Regions from separate parts of the Homo sapiens genome. Here region 1 is linked to region 2. A link is a loop called in an ENCODE intact Hi-C map of the cell type or tissue named here. Cell type or tissue: sigmoid colon. All regions are shown on one strand. Each heading gives the region's core, and the rest is flanking DNA. Links, peaks and the distances in the headings are about the cores only.

What was found. Peaks named below come from ENCODE experiments on the same cell type or tissue, not always from the same donor. Only the 100,000 strongest peaks of a DNase experiment are listed, where the experiment ranks them.
Region 1: a loop joins it to region 2, with 3 times the contacts of the local background. A loop is called at or near these places in 2 of 110 quality-filtered maps.

What each region holds. Positions count from the first base shown.
Region 1 is chrX:110,693,221-110,704,457 of GRCh38, reverse strand. CHRDL1 (chordin like 1) reads left to right here. Exons shown (of 12, transcript NM_001143981.2): 7 at 3,737-3,804; 8 at 10,127-10,295. Among named protein-coding and RNA genes, the nearest start is that of CHRDL1, 97 kb to the left of the region's middle. RefSeq lists an enhancer at 5,403-5,462. In sigmoid colon, for the core only: no CTCF peak of the experiment used is centred there; no DNase peak of the experiment used is centred there.
Region 2 is chrX:110,790,984-110,802,220 of GRCh38, reverse strand. It overlaps CHRDL1 (chordin like 1), which reads left to right and starts at 6,404. Exons shown (of 12, transcript NM_001143981.2): 1 at 6,404-6,477; 2 at 10,006-10,133. The coding sequence starts at 10,040. In sigmoid colon, for the core only: no CTCF peak of the experiment used is centred there; DNase peaks (open chromatin) are centred at 5,860 and 6,350; H3K4me3 peaks cover 1,960 bases.

The DNA of each region.
Region 1 (11,237 bases), core at 5,867-8,366, 98 kb after region 2:
TTACTCCCCAACTAGTCTATACCCCATTGCCAGAATAGGCTTCCACAAATATCAGTTTTATCATAGGAACCCCTACAGAAAAATTGGCAACATAATCAAATGTGAATTCTTCAGCCTTTTACAAAATTTTATATTTTTTTGAATTTTTACTGTTTACTTTTTACAATTTAATTATTTTCTTAAAATTGTGTGGGTACATAATAGGCATATATATTTATGAGGTACATGATATGTTTTGATACAGGCATGCAATATGAAATGAACACATCATGGAGAATAGGGTATCGATCCCCTCAAGCATTTATCTTTTAAGTTACAAATGATCCAATTACACTCTTTAAGTTATTTTAAAATGTACAAGTAAGTTATTATTGACTATAGTCACCCTATTGTGCTATCAAATAGTAGCACATTATTTACTACCCCTATTTACCTCAACAACACACCCCACTGTCATTCTCCCTCCCTCCTTCGCTCTCCCTCTCCTCCCTTTCTCTCTACAAGTTCAATTACCAGCGTAATTTCTCTTGTTTTCATATCTGAAGTTTCTACTCAAGCCACACCTTGCTTGCTGTCTCCAGTATGTGACTTGCTGTTTACAAAGCTCTGGTCCTTTGCCAATGTCACTCCCTTTGGTTGAGGTACTCTCTGCCCTTATCACTGTCGGTTTATGCTGTGCAGTATCTACTTCTAAAAATGTGACTTAATGGTTCTTTCAGGAAGCTTTCTACGATTACATCTGACTGCTCACTCATCCCATTCAGTGTCTCCTAAGCATGTGTATTTCATTTGTATTTGCTTTTTTTGTGTGTTTTTAGGCTGTTTCCTATATTGATTTCCCATCACCTCCAACCTGGGTGTAAATATCCTGAGGGCAAGAGCCCAGCCTGATTTTCTCCTCTTTCTGCTGTAGTATCAGGCTCTTCACCCAAGAAGTGTTCAAAGCATGTTAACTGACTCTTGGGCATAATTTTCTAGTTATAAACATAGTTGAAATCATCTTTGTTTTACAGTAGTCAGTCAGGGTTTCCACAGAGTTCAGCTTGCAGTCTACAATCTTTACTCAGACATGGAATAAAACAGGCAGAAAAGAGTATATATACTATTGACCAAGCACTTAATTCTGTATGTTTTACTGCAGTTCAATTCAATACATATATTGAGCACCTGATGTGTACGCAGCAATATGCTAAGTGCTCCAGCCTGGTTATTCACAAACTCCTGCATCCATCAGAATCCCCTGGAAGGCTTGTCAAAACCCAGGATCACCAGCCCCCATCCTGAGTTTCTGACTTAGTAGGTATGGGTTGGGATCTGAAATTTGGCATTTCTAACAAGTTTCCAGGTAATGCTGATACTGCTAGTCCAGGAAGCACATTTTGAGAAGCAGTGGTCTAGGAGATACAGAGGTGGTCTAAGACATAATCTCTCATTCCAAGGAATTTACAGACTCTCTAGGGAGACAAGGAAGGCCCAGAAAACATTTAACAGTAATAAATATTGTACAGTGTTTTAGTATTTATTGATTCGACAAATATTGAATAAGTACTATGTGCCCAGCACTGCCCCAGATGCTGGAGTTACATCAGTAAACACAATAGACAAAAATCCCTGCTGTCATGGGGGGATTCTAATATGGGAAAGCAGACAATAAACAAAATAAATAAAATATAAGAAATATAAGATAGTAATAACTGCTAAGGAGAAAAAGCAAAGAGCAGGCATAAATATCAGATGGGGGTTGGAACTATAGATAGGGTGGTCAGAGAAGGCCTCCCAGTTCCATCATTTGACAAGTATTTATTGAGCGACTACTATGTATCAGGCACTGTTATAGATGATGGTGATATAGTAACACAGGTAATGAACCCTTTTCTTATGGAATGGACATACCTATTTGGGAGCCAGGTAACCTAGAGTTTTGGTGTTAATTCTCACAAACTCATTATTAGACTCTGAATGGCTACTTCCCCTCTCAGCCATGGTTTCTTCATCTGTTAAATGGAGCAGTTGGACAAAGTTATGCTTGACGTCCTCTATACTTCTAAAACTTCAGGATGCTTAGTCTTTTAGGCAATCAGAAATATGTAAGAGTGTTTGAAGAAGACTTTGCAGAGGAGAGAAAACTTAAATGGTTTTCACAGGCATGGGGGAGCTATGGGGTGTGGGAGATGGAAGGTAATTTCAGAAGAAGAATAACATGAGCTACAGCACGGAAGCAACAATGGGAGTCCAGTATTCAGTGAAGAGCAAGTAGCTCAAAGGGTTCCCATTGAAGAGTAGCTGAGATCATTGGGTAGGCAGTAGGGGGTGATTGTAGAGAGTCTTGGTTGGGAACCCACTGAGGGTTTTGATCAGGGAATGACACGATTATACAATCAAAGTGGTGTTTTACTGTTTTATGAAGATTAACCTAGCAAATAGTTAAATCCTCAAAATTCATTATTTTTCATCAGATAATATTTGAATTATGAAGATTTACAGTCATACTCTGTTATAAGTCACTGCCTGATTCTAATATTGCTATCAAACTAATTTTTAGGTCGTTTTCAAGCCCTTAAAAGCCTATGATACTACCTAATTTCCCCTAACACTACTACTACATGCTTGAACTGGTAACATGTTACTCTTTTTGTGTGTGTGTGTGACAGGGTCTGGCTCTGTTGCCCAGGCTGGAATGCAGTAGCATCATCTCGGCTCACTGCAACCTCCACCTGCCAAGCTCAAGCAGTTCTTCTACCTCAGCCTCCCAAGTAGCTGGGACTACAGGTGCACACCACCATGCCCAGCTAGTTTTCGTATTTTCTGTAGAGACAGGGTCTCCCTGTGTTGCCCAGGCTGGTCTCAAACTCCTGAGCTCAAGTGATCTGCCTACTTCGGCCTCCCAGAGTGCTGGGATTAAAGGCATGACCCACTGCACCCGGCGTGTTACTCTTATGAAGGCTTGAGAGAGTAATCAGAATAGAAAATTCTTAGTACTTACACTTTTTTGTGTTTCTGGTTATCTTATAAAATATATGTTGAATATTAGGTTTATCTTCAGCCATATATATAATTTAAATAGTACTCATTTCAAGTGATGCAAACATCTCTAAGACAAGGCTCTTCCCATTCGCTTGCTTGGTCAGAGGTAACACAAGGGCAATATTCTTGGAAATGATCCTCTTGTTTTTTAATCAGTTGAGGTATATCCACAGCTCTTGTGTGTTTGTTGCTCTAGAGGCTGAAAGTAGAATATTCTTCCTATAAGCAGTTACTTTAGAAGATAATGATAAGGAGTTCTCTGTCCAAAGAGTGGGTCATGTAGACCTAGAGAAAGGTGTGTCATAAGAAATTATGACAGATCAAATCCTCAAAACTCATTATTTTAATGGTAGTTTAAACAGAAGTGAATTATGACCTGCAAAACACTTAACTGTCACGAAGTAAAATGAGCAAAAGTGACAGTGATGGTTAAATTAGGTGGAAAGTGATTATTTTCCTTTTATTTTCCAAATTCTGCATAATGTTGCTAGGACATCTATTTAGAAAGTGGCAACTTTCTTCAGAGTTGTTTTGAAAAATGAGGCACACCCAGAGAAATCTTTCACAGCCGCTTTTTGAAGGACAGCCACAAAAGCAAAAACACTTCAAGAACTTTGGGATCATAGTACCAAAAATGTTGCTGGGTCACAAGGGTGATAACTTTCCCTTTTATGAATGTATGATTTTCTCCTTATTTCTTTTTAATAAACAGGAGATGGAGAACTGTCATGGGAACATTCTGATGGTGATATCTTCCGGCAACCTGCCAACAGAGAAGCAGTAAGTGTGAATAGCTCAAATAATTCAACACTCCACAGCATCAGGCCAAGCTTTCCTCTCCTCGTGGCTACTATTCTAGCAAATCCAAAAAAAAGGCCCGATTTCTAACACCATTTTTCTTCCCTTTTCTCAAAGTTTTTAATGTCATCACCAACTGGAAACCATTTAAGTACACTGTAAAATTGGTAACTGGAGGCAGGAAATGTGCACAAAGAAACCATAGCCCCAGCCCTTTGTCTAGGTCAGAAGTTGGTACTCTTTCAGGATGACTTGCCAAGTCTTTATGTGTTCTCTAAGGAAGCTAGGTCACTCCTATCCTCAACAGTGAGGACCTTCTGTAGGGTTGTAGGATACAACCATCTTTTTGGTGGGATTTGGTAGGTACTTCAGACATGTCCACATAAACTCTTTCCCAAGCCTTAGGCTCTCAGTCATACAGTTGGAAAAGAGGAAAGGTAGCAGTCTGGATTCTCCTCTCTTCAGCCTGGTGATGTCTCCCTTCTGTTCTCTGCACTAATCTCAGAATAAGCCTCACAAGTAGGCATCTGTCTATGTAAGTAATAGCATCTTTTGTTCTTTTGTATTTTGAAGGAATTTATAAAATAGCATTCCTCTCTAAAAATATATGTCTAAGAAGCTTTACACTACAAATTTCTTAAAATCTGAAAAGGAGATGTTCCGATTCAAAGAATCTATCATACAAAATGCACAGTGGTGACCATTGCACATAAATAGGTGTTCATCACATCCTTGTACAAAAAAAGTATGCAAGGACATTCACTGCGTTGTTGTTTTCATAAAAACAAAACAAATGGAGACAACCTAAATGTCTACTAGGGACTTGGTGTGTACATCCAATTAATGGGACACTGTGCAGTTGTTAAAAGAATACGGTACATCTAAATGTAGTAAAGTGAATTGAGCTCCAAGATATGTTAAGTAACAAAACAAGGTGCAGAATGAAATTGTACACTATCACTTCTTTATGTAAAAATTGTATGTGCATGTATATAAATGCATATAAACCAATCTGGAAGGTCACATACCAACATGTCAGGTGTGCTAATCTTAAAGGAGTAGAAGTGGGCAGGAGGAAAGGTAGATTTTGACTTTTTACTTTATATTTTCTGTATAATTTGATGTTTTCCTATAAGCATCAATTAGTTTTGTAATAAAATATATTTGATTTTCTAAAACCCTAGAAAAATCTCAGCAAGGATTGAATATGAGGCAGGAGTCCAGGGAATTACAGGGCAAGCCTGAGGATATTGAGCATGTGAGGAAGATGTTGATAGGGGATGCAGTAGAATGACTCATACAAACATCACAGTGCTGCTGAGGCTGGGCTTCCTGGTCATCACATGGGCCACTTCTAACTTGCATGCTCCCAGCTTGCCAACACCCAACCCAAAGCTTCAGCAGTGAGATGGAACCATTTCTATTTGTCTTACTCTCTATCAGTATTATTTTCTGAACACTGCTGTTTCTGAATAGTTGCAGAAGAATTGGGGAAAGGGGTTTGGAGAACAGTACTCTGGACATCTCAAAAAATCAGCATCCTGCAAGAGAGGGTAGGCTTCCCTGTTTGCTGGTTAATATAAACCCTGAGGAAAGATTTTCTCCACCCAACTCTATCTGCTTTATAGTAAGTGAGATTCCTTCCAGAGCCTGACAGGAGATGATGTCAGTCTCAGTTTTCTGTGTTGTCTGTTCCTCTTTTTCTCAGCCCCTATTTTTTATTGTGGTAGGTAGTTGAGAGTGGCTGAATTAGTGGCTGTCAACCAGATGTCATTCTAAACCAAATTTAGAGTTTAGTCACCTTAAGCTATGTGACTTATTCCCTGAGAGGCCCCCACACTAAGCACTATGGCCACCTTAGCAGTCTTGCTGGTAATGCCATGAATTAGCCTTTCTTCTTGACTTCATTTTACACTGCCCTCAATTCCAGCCCTTATCTTTCAGCTTCATTGACAGGCCTAGTGATAGGCCTGGACTTAATCCAGTACTTCCTGTAGCAAAAAAGGTCGGGTACAGAATGTGGGCCCTTGAAATAGTTATTGATTTTCAAAGGAGTTCAAGACCTATCTTTAGAAACAAACATTTGTGCCTGGTAGACCAAAATGGCCATATGGTTTCACTTTATTATAAATAAATATTTCCCTTTGTTCTAAAAGGGATAGATATTGTGGGATATGATTTGAATAATAAATAGCATCTGTAGTAATGGAAAAATATATACCTGGCACATAGTAGTCACCCAATAAATAAACATTGAATGAATGGGTGTGGGAGGTGGCGTAAAATGTGTGTGATGGTGGAGTGGGGAGGGGGTTCCTCATTAATTTTAATGCACAGGAATTTGTCTCAAATCAGAGATAAACTCTTCAAATTTGTTGTTTGCTCTTGACCAGCCTAAAATGAGAAAATAGGAGAATCCCTTCTGAATATCCTTTGCAGGCCCAACTTCCTCAGGGCAAGAAGAAAAGGCAGCCCTAACAACAGATTTCTTATCCAGGAGACTGTCCTTTTCGTAAACTGTTCCTATTTACCGGGAACCAGCAAAACCTCTGTTCAACAGAAATACAGCTGACTGGTTTCTTTTGCCAGGTGGTCTGAAAACCATCGGCTTAGCAAGTTTTATGAAGTGCACAGGAAGAGGAACCAGTGGTTCAAATATGACTCCTTTGTAAAAACCTGAAACAGTTTTTGTTTGATTTCTAAGTTGTAATTTCTCATGAATTGGTCCTCGTGCCATTGGTGGGGAGTGTGTCTGCGTGTGTGTGTGTGTGTGTGTGTGTGTGTGTGTGTGTGTGTGTGTGTGTGTGTGTGTGTGTGTGTGGAGTGGTGTGGTATGTGGGGAGGAAGAAGTAGGTGCAGACTAGAAAGCCAAAACATGAAAGCATGCATAATTTTGTTTTGGACAACAGCCAAGCCCTGATTTTTGCCCCCTGTAGATTACGTTGAAATTTACCATTAAAAAAAGTGAAAGCGTTTGGGATAGAAACGACATGAAACAGATAAAAATCCATGTCTCATTTGTACTGTCAGAACAATGGTTTGGGAAGGAAATTGGCCTAAGTGTCTTCCAGCCAGAGATAGTCCTAGGTTGGTAGTGATTAAGATACAATGTTTTAATGGCTGTATGGATTAGAATATATTCTGAAGCCGCTTTTTAAATTAAACTTTTTTTATTTTGAGATAACTATAGATTCACTTGCAGTTGTAGCAGAAAATACAGAGAGATCCCATATTCCCTTTGCCCAGTTTCCCCAAATGGTAACATCTTGAAAATCTATAGTACAGTATCACAAACATGAGGGCCCTTTCTGGACCCTGATGTTTTCTTGTCTACACCAATAAAACTCTTATATTTTAGACTTTAGAACATGAAATTCTTGGGGGTCCTCTACAATAGTGGGGATTTTTCAACACTGGAAAAGAACTGTTTTAGAGCCACCTCTAAAGCCTGAAATATTTTTCAGTCTTTCAAGTAAGTAAATCAAAAAATACCAAAATACTGAGCAAAATAAAAGATCATAGCTATATGGTCATTTCTAACTGGTTTTGACCCGCTCTCTCAAGCAGGCTAGTTGCAGCTAATTTTTAAGATAAGCTCCAATTTCACTTACAACTTCAGGGCGTTAATAACCTTTTTCTCCTTTGCTCTGAGTTACAAGGTCAGAATGGCCCCTCATAAGTCTCTTTCATTTGTTTAGGGGAGGAACTCTAAAAGAACCATTACCCTTAAATCAAAATCACACACCACCACCACCCACTCCAGCCCCCAAACAGAAAATCCTTTATGTCAGTGATTCCCAACCTTGGCTTCAAACCAGAGTCTCTTGGGGAGTATATAAAATCCTAATGCCCAGGCCTTCCCCCAAACCACTTACATAAGGATACCTCAGAGCGGGACCCAGGTATGAGTATTTTTTACAGCTCACCGGGTGATTTTAGTGTATAGCCAAAGTGGAGTATGTGGTATATGTGGTTGTGAACATTGTAGCTGAATGAACTTTTGTATCTGAAAGAACTTCTCTTTGCACCAGCTTTTAGTCAAATGGTTATAGACCACTGAGTTTGATTGGACATTCTTTCTTCCACTTTCTCCTTCTTCTCCTTCTCTTCCTCCTTCTATTCATCTTCCCCCTACTCCTACACTCCTACCATCTCCAAAAACTCAATCTTCATTATCACCATGAGTAAACTGCCTCTCCTCCTTGGCCTCAGTTTCTCTGTCTGTAAAACAAAAGACTTCAACAAGATTAGGTTCTGGGGGACTGACTGGTCTACAATAGGGCCTGTGATCAAAATTCTTGAGGATTTTGTTTTTTCATCATGATCATTTTCCTACCATTATTATATGTCCCAGGTCTGAGACGTTGGTGCTAAAGAATGGCTTTTCATTTTGTGTTCACCATCATGAGTCAGAGAACTTCTCGTACTTGCAGCTTATCCTGGGTCAACAACCTTCCCTCTCTAATTCTATCCCAGTCCAACTGCTTCTTTTTAGGATCAGTGGGACACCAACCAGCCAAACTGTCCTCTATGTGTTCCTTTGGCAAAACTTTGCCAAACTTCAAAAAGGACAGAGCAACCTATAATGGCCTTTGTGGAATGTGAGTGATTATGGCAGAAAAGGACATATGAGCCATTGTGGGAATGAGAAATATTTGAACTGAGAATCCTATCCATGTGCATGAAAACAAACTGATGCAAATTTTTATTTGTGTGAATTTTGATAGCAATGCACCAACATAGGCTCTTCTTAGATAGAATAACATTGTCTTTCAAAAGGCTAAAAAAGGTCCTCTTACTTCAGCTCCTGTTTACTCTCCCTTTCCCCTACCAGTGGCCCCTTCCTGCCAAGAGGGCAATAATACTTCCCAAAGTGAAATTTGCAACATGCCTGTCTGTGGCCCATAACTTTAAACAGTGTTTTATGGGATATGGTCAGGGGACCCCATAACTATCTTCCCAAGGTTCCTCACTATTTCTGTCACTGAATATAAAGACCTTCCTTTTCAATTGCCTGTGAAAGAGTTTTTTAATGGGTTCCCCCTCCTTCACCCCTAACAATTGCCTATAAAATACAATTAATCTTACTTGGCTTTAAGCCTTAAGGTTCCATTCTTCATTCATTTCATCTTCTTGTACCCCCAGCCTACTTTAGCTCCTGGGAGAGGGGTGGGTAGCACAATAGTCTGGTCATCACGTGTGTTGAACCCTTGCTGAAAGATTACTTGTATGACAAGACTCTAAGCTTTTCTTAGGTACCAGAGTTTTGTTCACTCAACAAGTATTTGATGAACACCTTCTAGATGCCTGACACTAAAATCTAGGCACTGGAGATATAGCAGTGAACAAAAAGTCCTTGATTTCGTAGAGCTTACATGCCAATACTGTCATGTACTATCAATTCTTCTACCTATAAAATACCTAGGGTATTTGTACTGCATTGTATGATCTTATGCCATTACCTGTCTTTAGAGTCTAAGTACATCTTATCAAGACTATACTCGAATCTCATCTTTTCCTCCTATCCAGTTCACCCTATGCATGATCAGGATTCAATGCTTTGAAACAGTTCTGATTACATTATTTCTCTAACTTTAAAAAAAAAAATCCCTCAAAGCCTTCTATGCCCTCACCTCTATTGCTTACCAAATAAAGTCTTCACCCCTTAGCCTGTCATTTAAAGTCTTCCATGATCTGGCTTCAACCCACTTTTGGAATGTTATTCTGCAACTGTTCCCTTTTATGGACTCGATGTTCTCTTCTTCACCTTCTCAACTTGTAAACCTCTGCCTGGACTATTCCACTTAACTTCTGCCTGTAAAAAAGTCTACCCATCCTTCGTGGCCCAGGTCACAAGCCCTCCCCAACTAGAAGCTCTCTCTTTCTCCTTCTGATTTGCACAGGACTGCTTACTTCTTCTGCAGCCTCTATTCACATTCTGCCTTGCGTGCAGACTACTGTCTTAACTCTTAAACTGAAATGTGAGAGTCTTGGCAGCAGGAAGGACGCTTTAGCCTTTTTGGCTCTTTTCTCCCTGAGAAGTTTGCCTGTAAATCTAGTCCTATCTTTTAGAAGAAGAGAGATAAACCTTGGCAAGTTGTCATTAAAAAAAAATTTTAATGAAAAAAATGTCAGCTGCTTGTACATGACCACATCCCTATTTCTATTGGTGTAGGTAAGCATGCAGCTGAAATCAGAGCTCACCACTATAAATCAAAATTATTGAATGACTTCTAGTATATAACTTAATCTCTGTGATCTCATTGGTGGCTTTTGGACTAAATTTGTTCTTGTTATTTTACAGAGACATTCTTACCACCGCTCTCACTATGATCCTCCACCAAGCCGACAGGCTGGAGGTCTGTCCCGCTTTCCTGGGGCCAGAAGTCACCGGGGAGCTCTTATGGATTCCCAGCAAGCATCAGGAACCATTGTGCAAATTGTCATCAATAACAAACACAAGCATGGACAAGGTAAGGGGCATCCTTCTTTTGTATACTTCCACAACAAGGCTTCAGCAGCCCTGGTCTTTGCAGGGCTGGAGCTGGGAAAGGACCCTTTCTCCCAGGAATAGCCCATATTCACTTGTGGCTCACTTAGCATCAAGTCTGTGGGTATAGTCAGGTGACTCCAGGAGACTCTTTGGACTTCCTTAAATGCAGCCAAAAGAGCATAGTCCGGTCCCTTTTGTAAACAGCCTCTTGTATTTTCTCAATTATCCCTGGGGATTGTAGGTCATTTGGGAAAATTTCTTGGGTCTTTAACAGAATGAGTGATTGTCTGTGTTTTAGTAGGGGACCCAACATTCAAAGGTACTCAGTGCCAAACATCACTGAAGCTCTTATCTATACCTTAGAAATAGCAATTCTCACACCTCAATGCACCCCAGATTACCCTGGGGCTCTCGTTAAAGATACATATTCCTAGCCCCACACTCAGATTCTGGTTAAATGTGTAGCATATGAGACTATCCTTAGAAACGAGTAATCCAGGTGCAGTGGCTCATGCCTCACAGCACTTTGGGAGGTCGAGGCAGGAGGATCACTCGAGGCCAGGGGTTCAAACCAGGCTGGGCAACATAATAAGACTCTACAAAAAAAAATTTAATGAAAAAATATTAGCCAAGTATGGTAGTGAGTGCCTGTAGTCCTAGCTACTTGGGAGGCTAAGACAGGAGGATCACTTGAGCCCAGGAGTTCAGGGTTACAGTGAGCTATGATTGTGCCATTACACTCCATCCTGGGGGACAAAGTAAGACCCTATCTCTAAATTAAAAATTTTAAAAAGGAAAAAGAGTAATCCAGTGAGAAATCCCAAAACCACCTGGCTGAGCACCAGGAAGACTGATCAGGTTAAGACTGACATGCTGTCCACTTAGTTGATCAACTGGCTACAGCAGGCACCCATAGACTTCC
Region 2 (11,237 bases), core at 5,158-7,657:
AAACAAGCTCAGAAAGGCTATATGACTTTTTGGGATTCTAATTCAAGTATGCTTGATTCCATAGTCTTAGTTGTCTTGGTTCTTTGTGCATCATGTTACTTCCCTGAGGAGACCTAGATGCTGTGGTTAAGACAATTAAACATTGATTTTTATTGCTTCTGCTGAAAAATAATAATAAATCAATCTGCTGCCTAGCTCTGGGAATAAAGGTGAAAAATCTGGGAAGTTCATGGAGGTTCTAGGGAACTGTGGATGCTTTGAGGTCCTATAGTAAGCTATCTAGGCAAATGAAATTTGATAAAGTGAATCAACATTCTATAGGAATACAGCTTCTAGAGAGGCAGTTTCTATTCTACCATATTGCATTTTTCTATGCATAGCATAACACTTGGACATATTATGTCTCCAATTTTTCATGACATCTTTGATTAAAAGTTTTAAACACCTTTGTATAACTGTTTGGAAATGCAGTTAAACTATCTGAAACAAATCTTCAGTCAGAAGTGGTGTATTTTATGCTCTGCCCATATGACCCACTCATGGTGATGATGAAGCACAATATAATTTTGGATCAAGAAATTAACTCCTTTCATCTTTTAGGTAGTTAATATAATCCTGTATACTATGATGAGATTATCTTGATTTTTAAAAATAAATATGTTCCTGAAATTTTCTGTAAGCCAAATCTTGCTTTTACAATGCCCTTTATTATAAATCTGGAGATGTGTTTCTTTGGGAAATGAATCACTTAAAATGCTTCTAAAAATATCTTAAAATCACTTAAAAAAGAAAATTATTTCTATAAGATAATATTCATATATAACACAAAGCACAAATAAAAAATACTTTGCGTTATTTTTGTTTACTACAATAACTGAAAGGCATAAATAGAAAATGACAGCTTAACTTATAAGAATACATTAAAACAAAGAGAATCTGCTCCTTTTAATTCTACCTTCAAGAATCTATAACCTACTCTTGCTATTTACTTATTTGGTTGTCATAAAATTCTAAGAAACAGAATTGTTTTCACTGGTGCTAAGAGACAGTATTGAAGGTTATGCTGTAAAAATAAGCAACACATGACTTTTGCTAAGATTTCATTAGCCAAAGCAAATCAAATGGCAATACTTAATTTCAAAAAGGGAAGAGGAGTAAAATCCTACCATGAGCTCAAAAGGAGGAAAGCTGGAAATATTAGATGAACCATACCAACTCTTTTTTTTTCTTTTTTTTATTTTTTTATTTTTATTATTATACTTTAAGTTCTAGGGTACATGTGCACAACATGCAGGTTTGTTACATATGTATACATGTGCCATGTTGGTGTGCTGCACCCATTAACTCATCATTTACATTAGGTATATATCCTAATGCTATTCCTCCCCCCTCCCCACACCCCACAACAGGCCCCCGTGTGTGATGTTCCCCTTCCTGTGTCCAAATGTTCTCATTGTTCAATTCCCACCTATGAGTGAGAACATACGTTGTTTGGTTTTTTGTCCTTGCTATAGTTTGCTGAGAATGATGGTTTCCAGCTTCATCCATGTCCCTACAAAGGACATGAGCTCATCATTTTTTATGGCTGCATAGTATTCCATGGTGTAAATGTGCCACATTTTCTCAACCCAGTCTATCATTGATGGACATTACTCTTTTTTCTAGCAGTTTTTAGAAATGGCTAGCAGGAAGAAAATACAACAGAGAAAAATTTCAGTAACAAACAAGAACATACACAAATAACAAAAGGGCTCATTAGAATATAGCTGAATAATCCTAAGGGGTCTTTACAGAGAATTGTCAACTTCTATATATTGAATCAAGTATCTGATTAATACAAACTCTAAGTTGGTGGCATCTTTTCTAAAAAGAGGTAAACCTATAGTACAATATACTCATCAATCTTTATGTATTCTGCCATTTTTGAAAGTTAATTTAATAACCTGAGTTTTCTAAGTCCCAGTGGGACAAGAAGCACTAAAAGGCAAAAAGTTTGTGCTATCAGAAAATTATTTTGTATATAATCATTTCATAATACCTCCACTTACATATTTATTTTTTAAATAAGTATGAGTTCTGCAACACATGGCATAGAAGATCAGCACACAACAACTACTTGCATTCATATATACTAGCAATGAGTGCATGGAAACTGAAATTAAAAATACAATAACATTTGCAATTGCTCCAAAGAAAAAGAAATATGTAGATACGAGTCTAACAAAATATGTATAGAAGTCATATGCTGAAAACTACAAAACACTGGTGAATGAAATCAAAGAAGACCTAAATAAATGGAGAGATACTGTGTTCATGGATTGGAATGCTCAACAAATTAAATTTGTCAATTGTCCCCAAATTGATCAATAGGTTTAATGCAATTTCTAGCTAAATTCCAGTAAGATATTTTGTAGACATAGACAAGTTTATTCTAAAGTTTATGTGGAAAGGTACAAGACCTAGAGTAGCTAAAACAACCCTAAAAAAGAGGAATAAAGTGGGAGGACCCACTCTACTTGAAATTCAGGCCTACCATATGTCTACAGTAATCGAGACTGCGTGGTACTGGTGGAGGCATAGACACATAGATCAATGGGATCAAATAGAGAAGCCAGAAATAGATTCACACAATATGACCAACCAATGTTTGATCAAGGTGTAAAAGCAATTCAATGAAAGAAAGATAGCTTTTTCAACAAATGATACTGGAGCAATTGGACAAAAATATATAGGCAAAATATGAACATCAACCTAAACCTTATACCTTTTATAAAAATTAACTCAAAATAGATCATAATTAAATGTAAAACTTTATAACACTTTTAAAACAAAAATATAGAAGAAAATATTCAGGATCTAGAGCTAGGTAAAGGGTTCTTAAACTTAATGCCAAAACATGACCTATATGACAGAAATTTGATACATTGGACATAAAACATTAAAAAATTTTGTTTTGTGGAAGTTCAAGGGAAGAGGATGAAAAGAAAAGCTACAGACTGGGATAAAATATTTGTGATAAGATATACAGGTGTCAAATAAACAATGAAAAGATGGTAGATATCATTAGGTTTTAGGGAAATGCAAGTTAAAACCACAATGAGATATCACTATATACCTACCAGAATGGCTAAAATAAAAAATAATGACAACAAAAAATGCTGGCAAGAATGCAGATAAACTGGATCTCTCACACATTTCTGGTGGGAATATAAAATAGTACAGTTGCTCTAAAAACAGTATGACAGTCCTTACAAAACTAAACATGCATTTACCATACAACCCAGGAACTACATTGTTGGGTATTTATCCCAGAGAAATGAACACTTACGCTTATTCAAATACCTGTAGACAAATGTTCATAGCAGTTGTAACCGAAATCTAGACTCAACCCTCCAATAGATGAATGGTTTAAACAAATTGTGATATATCCCTACCATGGAATACCACTCAGCAATGAAAAGGAACAAACTATTGATACCAGGAACAACTTGAATGGGTCTCCAGAGAATTATATCAGGGTTGGGGGAGAAGAGAGAAGAGACTATCTCAAAAGGTTGCATACCGTATGATTCCACGTAACATTCTTAAATGACAAAATTATAGAGATGTAGGACAATTTAGTTTAGTAGTTGACAGGGAGTAGGGAGAGGAGGAAGGGAAAAGATGGGTGTGACTATTAAAGTGTAATACAGGGTATCCTTGTGGTAATGGCGCTGTTTTATATTTTTACTGTGGTGGTGGTCACATGAATATACACATGCGATAAAATTGCATAGAATTATATACACAGGCAAATGAGTGCATATAAAACTGGTGAAATCAGAGTAAGATGAATGGATTGTACCAATGTCAGTGTCCTGTTGTGACATTGTACTATATTTATGAATGATGTTATCATTGGGGAAAACTAGGTGAAGGGTATTTGAGATCTTTCTGAATTATTTCTTACAACTGCATGTAAATCTACCATTATCTTAAAATAAAACTTTTTAAAAAATGAGTATGAGATTATGCTCTCATCCCTATTTAATAAACAGAGAAAATAAAGCATGAAGGTAATCATCACTTAAGTTTCTATAAGACCTGGTAGGATGTCTAGATTAGGACTCACCCAAATGGGAGTTCTCAATTCAGAAATCAAGATTGGAACTAATACAAAATACAAGGATGACTAACATTTACACTAATGAAAAACCTGTCAGAGAATTCCAGCAGCCCCATATACAGTTGCCTGCAACTGCATAAGAGATCTTAAGCAAGTTCAATAGAATCAACTCAATAGAACCAATTGAGAATAATTGCTTGCTTTAAGCCACTAGGTTTTCGGATGGTTTGTTATGCAGTAATTAGGATTCTACACCAAGCAAGGGAGTGAGTGGTTGTAGCCAAATAGATGAACTTTTAAATCCCAGTGAGTCTATTTATTTTAAATGCTAGAATTTATGTTTGTCTCAGACTATCCCTTGAAACTCATTTTCCAGAATACTCTGTAAGCATGTTGGAAGTAATGATGGGAGTTGGGTAATGCACGCACAAGAGAAATTGAACAACCAGTCCTTGCCCTTGAAGAACTCACAATCTAGTAAGACAAAACATCACTGCATTAAACGGCATGAGAACAGTTATAAGGCAACAAATCAGCAAGTTCAAACCGATATACAACAGCACAAATTGAATGCATGTGGCAGTGTATGGCTACCCAGGCAGCAGGACGGAGCTAGACATTTTGGGCCCTGAAGGCAACATTACAGAAAGGGCCCCCTTTCCTTTGTTAACAGTGAAATAAACATCACCAGCAATGCAGGGGCTAGCTGGATACTATTAACACTTCTGAAAAAGCAAAAGGAGGTAACGTTCAGGGACAATTATTCTTGTTTTAATTTTTCTTTGTTTTCTGTTCCTGATAAGTGGTTTGTTTGTTTGTTTGTTTGTTTTTTTGACAAGCCACAGTTTCTCTGAACATCAATTTCCTCATCTACAGACTGGAGATAACAACCAGAGAGTAGTGGGTTGAAAGTCAGGGAATCTGGATTGGAATCTCAAATTTGTCATTTACTAGCTGTGTGACCTTAGATACATCATCCTCTTCCCCCAATTCAGTTTCCTCTTCTGTGAAATGATGAAGTTAAGCTGAATGGTTCAGAAGTTCCCCACCAACTCTAACACTTGAGACCTCAGGTAGTTCGGTTGGTTTTGAGGGTTTAAAAAGTAATGTTGATGTATGTGAAAACACTCCGTAAGCCATAAAGTACTATACAGATGTTAGGAATATAGATATTTATCTAGTTCATCTAGAAAAAAGCTCTGCGGTTCTTCTCCAAATTTAGGGGCTTAAAATTTTGTCTGTCGAGGCAGCACTTTCCTGGACCCTAGAAGTTTCTGACAATTCTTTGCAACTATCACTTGTTGAATAAACACAAATTTGGAGTAGGCAGGCCCACCAAGGCATCAGCAGTGCTACTGTGATTTCCAGGTTGAGCTCTTGGCCCAACTTAGAAGCTTAGGGACTCATTTAAAAAAAAAATGGTGGGTATAGTGTGTGGCACCAAGTTTTCTTCAAGACACTTAACAGTTAGAACAGGCCCTTTCCATGAGGCTTGGGAGCCCAGTTTGTAAGAGAAAGTGGATTTCTAATCCCTGACCCTACACACACCCATCTCCACCCCGCCTTTAAGGACACCAAACCAAAGCTTTGTCACTCTGTTAGCCACAGTGTGGATATGGGAAACGCCGTGAAATGATAAGCAGCATGCTAGGGCGTGATTTGCGAGGAGGGTTCATTCTGTGTCCAGGGCACCAGCTCAGTACCAGACCAGGTGCACACCTCGGAAAGGCCTTGGTGCCGGAGGAGAGCGGGTGTGGGCTTCCAGGCAGGGGAGTCAGAGGGTAGTCGGTATCTTCAGGGCGTGCGCGAGTGGTGGGGAGCTCCTAGGTGCATCCAGTGCAGAGGGGGAGGAGGGACCGGAGGAGCTGTGCGGTCCCTTTAAGACCCCAACGCTCGCCTAGCCAAAGGAGTGGGGGCTGCAGTGGGGGCGCTGTGTGATGGGAAAGTAGCCGGCTGAGTCTCACACTTTCTCCCGATTTTTAAACTTTCGGGCCGGGGGAGCAGAAATAAAGCCATTGTGCCGGGGTGGAGAAAGTGTGCGTGCTTGCAGCGGCTGCGTGCTTGCGGACTTCCCGCCAGCGCCGAGCGGCCGGCTTCTCGGGCCAAGTGGGGAGCGAGCGGGAGGGCGGGCAGGTGGCCCCGGGCCGCCGCGCCCGCGCCTTGGCTCTGCCCCCGGGAGCCGAGCAAGCCGCTGCTCCCTCGTGGTGTGAGGGCGGTGATGTTTTTCCTCCCACCCACTTTTGAGTTCCCCCTCCCCCCTCGCGCGCACTCTAGCTCTCGCCACAACCTGCCAGCCCCAGACCTCGGACGAGAGCGCCCCGGGGAGCTCGGAGCGCGTGCACGCGTGGCAGACGGAGAAGGCCAGTGCCCAGGTTAGTGAGCAGTGCCCGGCGCCCGCTTCCCTCACCTCCTTTTCCAGCCTTTGCACAGGTGGGTTGCCTTCTCTTGGCCGGAGCCGTCCCTGGAAGTTTCCCCAGGGTGCCCCAAATTCCCCTGCCACCCCAACCTGTTCTGTGCTCCAGCAGTTAGCAACCTGGATGGAGGTGGGGCCCAAGGCTTCTGACCAAAGCAAGTTGGGGGTCTCTGAATTCGAACTCACAGCTCGTCCCTCCCCACTCGGCCTGCATTTCTTTATGCTCTGGCGCTTTGAGAGGTCACTTAGGTACTCCACCCTGAGCTACCCAAGGGACTCTGCAGTCCCCTTAATCACTGCCTGTATTCCTGAGCCTGTTTTCTCATTTTGCTGATGAATACATGGTAAAGTTAATGTAGCAGGGTAGATGGGCGAAAGGCTCCCTATCCTATCCTCTGGCCATCTGCCTCATTTTTTGTCCCTGACTACGGGGGTCAGAATTTGAGACACTAGGCTCTGGAAGCAACGTGGTATATTGCCAGAACATAGGGCCCGGAAAGCCTGCTTTCCAGTCCCTCCCAGCCCTGCCACTAAAGTTATTTGAGTTCTCTGGGTCCCCCCAGTGCCCATTTTGAAGGTGGAGTTGTGTGGAATGAAATGAAATGATAGAAAGGTGTTTTGCAAGCCAAATGCGAGGCATTGTTTGTCAGTCATAAGCAGCAATGAAAGCATTTCCTCCAACAAGAGATACCCTGGGTTAAAACTGCCATTTTCAGTGGCAACACACCACCAGTTAACTGAACTTTTCTTGCTGGGTGGTAGAGTGGGGAGAGGATTTCAGCTGATGGACAAGGGCCTGGGACTCCAGTGTCTTTCTTATTGTTTGTCGGAAAGAAAATTGCTACCCTAGGGGCTGTCCCACAGATGATAGTCAATGTGAGATTACAAGGTCAGTCAAGCCTCTCAGGAGGATTAAAGAGACACTGTGGGGCGTGAAGAACTGGCTGACATGTGTTCATCCCTTAGCCTTCCTGTGGGGATGTCTCTTTGCTTCTGTTCTACCCAGGAGACCTGTTCTGAAAGTGGGCTCCTGACACTTGATGGCCCAGATTGCCTTGCAGTCACAGCTGGGCAAGGAGCAGTTGGTCCCTTTGCTTAACGCAGATGAACAATGTGAATGCTTGTTTCATGGAAGCACCTTAATAAATACCTTTCTTTTGGTACTTGATACATTTCTCTTTCTCTTGTAAAACACAGGAACTCTCCCATCCCACCTCCACTACCTGTGTTAGTTGCAGGGTTTTGTTTTTTTGTTGTTGTTGTTGCTTTCTTGTTGGGTCCTGGATCCCCTGAAGCATGTCAATGGCTACATGTCTAAGTAACCTGTAAAAGAGCCAGTGCAAGTTCAATGGCACAACAGCCTGTGTGAAGCAGACAGAGAGTTAATGCAGAAATAACTCCAGTTAACTGGGTCAAAGTATAATTTGAAAAATTAAGGACAGTTTGGCTCTTTGCAAGAATAAGAGTCGGCTAAGTTCGCTGAGCAATGCTTGCTAGTGTTTACTGCTGCAGTCCCAACACATGTTTTGAACCACCCCCTTCCCTAAAAGAAAAAGCTGAAGAGATAAAGAGAAATTGAACAGTGAGGAGATCTGGGGAGGGAACTCTTCTTGGTTCATATTTCTGCACAGAATACAAAGGCAGGACTTCAGGATCTTGTAAATCAAAAGTGAATATTTATAAAGCGATTCATTTTCTGATGTTCTCCATCACAGCCTGGGAGGCCACACAGATGACAGGAACGCCAAAGGAGATTAATTGCTCTCTAGTTACCAACTTTTTTATTTGCTCATAATATTAGTTGGGACCTAAGAAAGGCAAAAAAATCTATGAGCTGTTTTCTTGCCAACTTGAGTTATGAAGCAATGCTACAGTTCACCGAATCGCCCAACCATTATACAAGAAAAGCAGCCCTGTTGATTCTCGCATGGGGAGACCCTAAAACCATGGTTTCAGAAACACCCGTTGAAATCCATATATGAATGTGATAAATTGGATTTCAGTGGTTAAAAATCTTTCTCTTTTGGAGGCTTGGGGAATAAACTTATTAGAATAGGCTCAGGAAGAACCTCACTGAGGTGGGTAGCTGTGTTAAATTGTTAATGAAAATGATTTGTTTCGAATAAACGTGGTAGCCCTCAAGGGACAGTAACATTCTGAGTGATTGTAAGTGGGCCACAAACTCACAGAGGGGACCAAGACATCAGAACTCAGGTCTTTAGATGGGTAGGAACATGTCCTGAGAGAATTTGGTTCTTTAAGGAGCAGGGAGGAGGTAAAGAAGGAAGGCAGACGGTGCTGCAAATCTTGTTTGATAGCACAGATTACTCTATCATCAGTTCTTCCTTGGTTATGCATTCATAATTGAAACAGTGGATTTTGAATGACCCAGGCAACTTCATAGCATTTAAGTAGGAGCTGTAGCATCTACTTCAGAGCCCAAAGATATTCAACTCTCCAAAATGATCGTTTTGCATTCCTTCAAGTTCTTTATGTGCAATATTTAGGTTGGACTTTCTGGAAAGATCAATGAGTTCATTTCCCATTCAGATTGAATCTGGTGTTTTTAGAACATTTCAATATTTTCAGATCACCCATTGGAGGAATTTTGCAAACTCTAACATCTGTGGAAATGATCCGTGACTAGATGTGAGCTACAGCAAACTTTCTGTGTTCCAAGGTTCAAAAGGTTTAAGATTTCTACCCCTTATACTGGGAATGCCAATCTCATGTTTTGAAGAACTGTAGTTGTTTTAATGGTCTTTTGCATGGTGGTGCAAGGTGAACAAATTATCTATTTAATTTGCCCAATTTCCCCTAAAAATGGCCCATTTAAAATTTCCATTTTACAATGGACTTCTTGGGGGAGGAATATGTTGGAACCATTTTAAGCAGTAAAACTTTTCAGGTGTTTAATTGCATCCATTTGCTAATTACATCTATCTTTTGCAATATTAGTTGCCAAACCAAAGATCCTTGTAGATCTCATAGAGGACACAGGAGAAACTGATCAATTTGTACTTCATTCCAAAAGGATTAAAAGTAGTCTTGAAGCTAAGATTAGTTAACTTTCATTTCAGAAATTGCTTGGTCTCATGCTTGTTACTTTTACCTTGTTTGCTAAAATAACCGTTTTTGCAAGCTAAAGTTTCCCTTTTCTCCCAAAAAAATCTCTTGAGAAATCAACTTTAATTCCCTTAGAAAGGAAGATTTCAAAATTTATTTTCATTTTCCTATAACTTGCCTGTAAGGACTTAGCCTCAGCTTTGGATAGGAATGCACCCTCATTCACTTGAATTTTCACCCACAAGCCTTGCAAGACAGGAGAGGCAAGTCCTTTATCTTGTGCAGGCAGACAATACTTACACTTATGTAAATTCTAGGACATTTTTTTTTTATTCTAGCAGGTTAGAAGCCTGAGCATCAGTGACCTCTATCATTTCCAGAAGATCTGTGTTAAGTCTTTTTTCTGCTTTCTTCCCAACAGCTTGAAGGTTCTGTCACCTTTTGCAGTGGTCCAAATGAGAAAAAAGTGGAAAATGGGAGGCATGAAATACATCTTTTCGTTGTTGTTCTTTCTTTTGCTAGAAGGAGGCAAAACAGAGCAAGTAAAACGTAAGTGTCTTGCATTTGGAAAATAATACACTTTTTATAATTTCTTTGAAAATGTGGCTATAATCTGTAGCAATTATGATTTAGCCCAAATGTGGCCGTGCCATTATTCTAAGAGAAGAAAGTGAATGTTACTGGTTTATGCATGAATTGATAAAAGAATGAGAGCTTTGAATCAGGCCAACTAAATTTGGGGCTGTTTTTCTGATTATCATGTAGTCTTTGTCTCATAGAACATATGACACATTAGCTTATTTTCTCTTCCCTGTTCTAAACTATACAAATCTCATTACATTTTACGTAACTCTAGAAATATCTGACAGATGAGCTGGAATTTTCCCAAATTTCAGACTCTTCAGCAAAGGCTTTCAGTTTATGAAAAATAATGACACAGAAAAGAAAAAAAAAGAAAAAGAAAAGCAGGCTCTGCCTATTCCCTTATGCCGAAAAACGAGGAAGGACGAAACCTTCCTATGAACTGGGCTCAGATGAAAAATGTTTTGAGGAAATTGAGATTCCAGGGACCGTTAGCAAATTGGATGCCATTTATTGAAAAGAACATCCCCGCAAAGCCAGGGAATATTTCTAGAAAGTCAGCGATCCGTGTAATGGGCTAACACATTGGAGAAAGCAGAGAGTGGCAGGAAGTGGGGGCGGGGGGGATAATTAACCCTCCTTGCTGCCACGTTTAGGAGATTTATGAGTAACGGTCGACATATCCGTTCTTGCTGCCTTTGCACAATGTGGGTCTTACCTTCTTTGGGCCACTTGCAGCCATCTCTGAGGTAGATGCTTGCTCTAAATTTGAAGGAAAAGCCTAAGCTCTAGTTCCCCTTTTTGACAGCATCAAAAAAAGCACAAAATGGAATTGGTCCAAGAGGGGCATTCTCTGCTTCACTGAACTTATTCATGAGAAGGAGCTGTGAAAATATTCTTGGTAGGAACTGAAGCAGCATCTGAAGCCCTTCACTTAAACCTTTATCTCTTTTATCACATAAGTTAAATAGATCAGGCAGAAGGCTTGCTGACAAGGAGAACAGTGCCAAGCCTATTCCATCCTTAAGTGTGTTTCTGTCCCACTACAATTTTCATAGTAAGTGTAGTCTT